Linked DNA regions of Mus musculus: region 2 is linked to region 1. A link is a loop called in an ENCODE intact Hi-C map of the cell type or tissue named here. Cell type or tissue: heart. All regions are shown on one strand.

The links. A loop is a pair of places that touch in the nucleus more often than their neighbours do. Peaks named below come from ENCODE experiments on the same cell type or tissue, not always from the same donor. Only the 100,000 strongest peaks of a DNase experiment are listed, where the experiment ranks them.
Region 2: a loop joins it to region 1, with 7 times the contacts of the local background. A loop is called at or near these places in 39 of 42 quality-filtered maps.

What each region holds. Positions count from the first base shown.
Region 1 is chr11:54,878,030-54,880,529 of GRCm38, forward strand. No RefSeq gene overlaps it. Among named protein-coding and RNA genes, the nearest start is that of Hint1, 13 kb to the left of the region's middle. RefSeq lists an enhancer at 1,157-2,500. In heart, a CTCF peak has its summit at 1,540 (motif pointing right); DNase peaks (open chromatin) are centred at 1,592 and 2,052; H3K27ac peaks cover 1,072 bases.
Region 2 is chr11:54,987,002-54,989,501 of GRCm38, forward strand. It overlaps Anxa6 (annexin A6), which reads right to left. Exons shown (of 26, transcript NM_013472.5): 21 at 50-67. Among named protein-coding and RNA genes, the nearest start is that of Tnip1, 25 kb to the left of the region's middle. In heart, a CTCF peak has its summit at 1,169 (motif pointing left); no DNase peak of the experiment used is centred here; H3K27ac peaks cover 372 bases.

The sequences.
Region 1 (2,500 bases):
GGTCCTGAGAACTGAACTCAGGTCATTAGGCTTAGTGGCCCGTGGCTTTCCCCAGTAAGCCATCTTGATGTCCCCACAGCAGTTTTCTATTTAGGCAAATTAACAGTTCAATGATATCACGTGATATACAGTTTACATTCAGAGTCACTACTGTTCATGGTGGCTATTCACCTTGACTGCATCTGGAGTAAAACCCAAGCATTTGGGCACACCTGTGTGGGATTTCTTATTAACTAAATCATTAAAAGTGGGAAAACCCACTTTTTGGTTTTTCGAGACAGGGTTTCTCAGTATAGCCCTGACTGTCCTGGAACTCACTCTGTAGACCAGGCTAGCCTCGAACTCAGAAATCCGCCTGCCTCTGCCTCCCAAGTACTGGGATTAAAAGCATGAGCCAGGGCTGGCAAGATGGCTCAGTGGTTAAAAGCACTGACTGCTCTTCTGAAGGTCATGAGTTCAAATCCCAGCAACCACATGGTGGCTCCCAACCACCTATAATGAGATCTGATTCCCTTTCAGGTGTGTCTGAAGTCAGCTAACAGTATACTTATGTATAATAATAAATAAATCTTTAAAAACAAAAAAAAAGCATGTGCCACCAGTGCCGGACTTAACCCAGATCTTTTGAGGTGGGAAAATCTGGGCCACACCCTTTGCTGGCAGTCTATATAAAGAACATGGAAGAAGGAAGCTGTTCTCTTTTGCTTGCTTGCTGTCAATGGCAAGTCCTTTCTTTTACTGGCATTAGATGCTCCTTCTTCAGGAGTCTGGCATGTACTGAAGACCAGCCGAGACATCCAGTCTCATGGACCAAACAACTACTGAATTCTTGGACCTTTGATTGGTAGACAGCCATTGTTAGACTAGCTGTTCCACAGCTGGTAAGCCATTCTTATAAGTCACACCCATGCATGCCCACACGAGTGAGTTCTGTTCCTCTAGAGAATCAAGACAAATAGGTATAAAAAGGAAGTTGAGGCAGAAATGCTGCAAGCTTAAGACTAGCCTGGGCTACATAGCAAGTTTAAGGTCAGCCACGGTGAGACCCTTTCTCAAAAACGAAACACCAGTAAGAAATCAGAAAGAAAATGAAAGTGAAATGAACTGATTTTCATCATCCAACACCAACATTTGGCCTGTCGACCTTTCATTTTTATAAATGTGTTGTCGGGCTGGTGAGATGGCTCAGCGGTTAAGAGCACTGACTGTTCTTCCAGAGGTCCTGAGTTCAAATCCCAGCAACCACATGGTGGCTCATAACCACCTGTAATGAGACCTGACACCTTCTTCTGGTGTGTCTGAAGACAGCTAGAGTGTACTTATGTATAATAATAAATAAATTCTTAAAAAAAATAAATGTGTTGTCATTTATAAGGAGATCTCTTCTTGGTATTATGCTATAGACATCTATTTCACTGTAGTCAGACGATCTGTTTGGCCCAGGTTCTCATTTGAGGCTTGGTTTGTTTTCAGTGCTGAGTTATGTGTCTGCTAGATCATCACAGGAATATTTCATGATGATTTGAACTTTCTCCACAAGGAGGCAGCAAGCAACCATGCTAAGATTTCTTAAACTTTAAGGAAGCCCATGCGCGTACACAGCTTACCCTGACCCTGTGGGCAGGCATTAATAGTAACATCCTCACTGGGAGTGTTGGCTTCAGGCTTTTAATCCCAGCATTAAGGAGGCAGAAGAGGGCAGATCTCTGTGTGTTTGAGGCCAGCCTGGTCTGCACAGTGAGTTCCTGGCCCCTGGAACCCCACAGTCGAATGATGTCTCATTTTTAAAACATTAATATTATCTCCTTTATATGGATAAGAAAACTGGAGATGGCAGAGTAAGTGTAGGGTATGGACTCCAGGATGCAATGTTGCCTTCTATCTGCATTTAATTCACTCCTAGGCACAGTACCGGGGACACTTTGGAGCATACAGGAATAAATAAGAAGATTCCCGTCCCTCGGCAGTCCTTATCAGGTGTGAGGACGAATTCATCCACAAATAGACCAGTGGTCACACAGCAGAATAAACAAGGGCCCAAGAAGGCAGGAAACTCACTCTGCCTTCAAGCTGCTGGTGATGCTGTGCACGGCGTTATCAAAGAGGGAAGATAAGAGCTAAGGGGTGCGTGACCGGTGACAGACACTGCTGAGACATAGAAGTGTCACGCTCTGTTTTACAGGGAAGAAAGCTGCTAGTCAGTATGGTTAAGAAATTGTACCAAAGCTAGCAAGTGGTTGAAATGCTTGCTGCTCTTCTAGAGGTCCTCAGTTCAGTTCTCAGCATCCGTGTCCAATGGCTCACAGCCTCCTATCACCCCAGCTCCAAGGGATTCAATACCCTCTTAGGCAGGCACCCAAAGGCATCATAAAAGACAGACAGACAGACACACAGACAGACACACACACACACACACACACAAGAATAAAAATTAAAACCTTAAAAGAGAGAAACTTGTATTGGCAGGCTTAAAGCCCCAGCTACCAAGAAGGCTGGGGCA
Region 2 (2,500 bases), 110 kb after region 1:
AGACTTGACTTAGAAGCTGTTACCTCCCCGTGAAGGACAGAACACTCACCAAGATCTCAGCAGCCACCTGAGAGCGGGGAGGGGACAGAGGAGGGAGAGACGGGAGGCAAGAGTCAGAGCTCAGAGTGATTGGTTGGCTCAGATTGGCAGAAGTCCCAAGAGACCCCAGGGTCACAATGAAGAACTGGGAGGGATATCACCTTTTATAATCTCTGGGCTAGAATTCAGAGTGGAAGATAGGCCTGAAAATAATTAATTTTAAAATGTGGTTTTTCCAGAGGGGTAGTGATACTCTTCATACTCAGTAACTGAGGGTAGCCCGCAGGCCCTGGTTTGTCTGACAGTTGGAAGAAGGAAAACCGTCCCTCCACTGGCTACCGACCTGCCAGGAAAGGGGTCGGGCAGACAAGGATTCTCTGTAAAGAGTCAGCAGGACTCTGCCACTTTAGCTCCCCAGGTCACAGACAGAAAGGCAGGACAGCTGAGGCCTGGGCGGGGGGCAGGGGGCAGTTACAGGCACACAGCAGAGGTAGAGACTGCAAGCATTATCTTTAATAAGAACAGTGAACACTGTGGCCAGGACTTTTGTGAGCCAAAGTTGCTCTGACCCAGTGTCTGGGGATAAATTCGGCTAGTTTCTGTGTGACTTAGCCTTTCCCCAGTATCCTGCAACCATTATATTCTCCCGCATAAACCAAAATCCTAGATAGAATATATGTGCGAATGCATGTATGTATTTATTTTTTTGAGACAGGGTCTCACTATGTAGTCTTGGCTGTCCTGGAACTCACTATGTAGACCAGGTTGGCCTTAAACTTAGAGACCGGCCTGCCTCTGCCTCCCAAGTGCTGGGATTACAGGCGTGCACCACCACATCTGGCTTCTTCTTCTCTTTGGAGGCAAGGTCTCACAATGTAGCAGACCAGGTAGGCCTTAAATGCACAGCAATCCTCCTGCCTCAGCCTCTTAAGTGCTGGGATTATAGAAGGTGCCACTATGTTCAAGGTCCCACAAAGCTTTAAAAAAAGATTAAGGATGTTGGAAAGATAGTCCAGTAGATAAGGGCAGGAACTGCTCTGTCAGAGAACTTGAGTGTGGTTCTCAGCACCTGGTCAGATGGCTCACAAGTGCCCATTACTCTAGCTCCAGGGATGAGATGCCCTCTTCTGGCCACTGCTGGTACTGCACTCAAGTGCACACAGAATCACACACATTTAAAAAAAAAAAAAAGATCAGCCAGGCAGTGATGGCGTAGGCCTTTAATTCCAGCACTTGGGAGACAGAGGCAGGTGGACTTCTGAATTCAAGGCCAGCCTGGTCTACAGAGTGAGTTCCAGGACAGACAGGGCTACACAGAGAAACCCTGCCTTAAAAAACCAAAACCAAAACTAAAAAAAAAAACCAACCCCCAAAACCCAACAAACAAACAAACAAACAAACAAAACAAACAATACTCGGATGGGGAAAAAGTCAGAATAAGACCCTTGCTTGAATCCCATCGTCATAAAAACAAGCCTTATCTATATAATTTATGTAAGTACACATGTGCATATGTATTGTATATAGTAGTGCTTCTTTTATCTACACGAAAAATGCTCATATTCACCAGGAGGTTCATAAACAGACAATGTGGCTCTCAAGTGCCTACTTCTGAAGAGAGTGATCACGAGGCCAGAGTTAGGCAGCTCATTTACCCACCCTGGAATTTTACGATCATATTTACCATTGTAGAAATACTTAATTTTATTTTGATTCAAATGTCAAACAATAAAGGTCCTTTTCATAAGGCTTATTATGGGCTGGCCCAGGCTTTAAATTATTTCAGCCACCTAGTTGAATCATGGCAGCACTGTGCCATGGGAAATAAGCCAGCTACAAGCAGACAAGCCCCTAACGTGATGTTTACAGAGGGCGCAACTTCAGAGACAGAAAGCAGGCTAGTGCCTGTTATGGGTTAGAGGAAGAGGAAATGAGAATCACTAATTCATAGGCTCAGGGTTTCAGTTTTGTTGAAAGAAGAGTTTGGGGGTGGGGTGGGGTAGTGATGGCTGGGCAATGTGGACAAATCTGATGCCACTAAAGTGCACACTGAAGAGTGACTAATGCAGGCTGGAGAGATGGCTCAAGTTAGCAAAAGCACCTGCCGTAAAAACCTGCGGAGTTCGATCCCCAGAGCTCAGGCAGTGGCACACACGTATGTAGCCACAGCATTCCTACAGCCAGAGCTGGAGAAAGCTTGCAGGGCCAGGAGCAGAGCTGAGGCAGAAACAGGAGAGACGCTGCCGTGACAAGGTGGAAGGACAGAACTGACCCCTGACAGTTACCCTCTGACCTCACTGATCACTCCTCCCTCCTCCCTCCTCTCTTTCAGTAGGACCTTCTATAGAGTCCTGAAACTCACTATGCAAACCAGGTTGACCTTGAACTTGCATGGAGCCTCTTGCTTCTTTGCCTCTGCTGGGATCACAGGCATGGTTTGCTTTGCTGGTTTTAGTTTTTA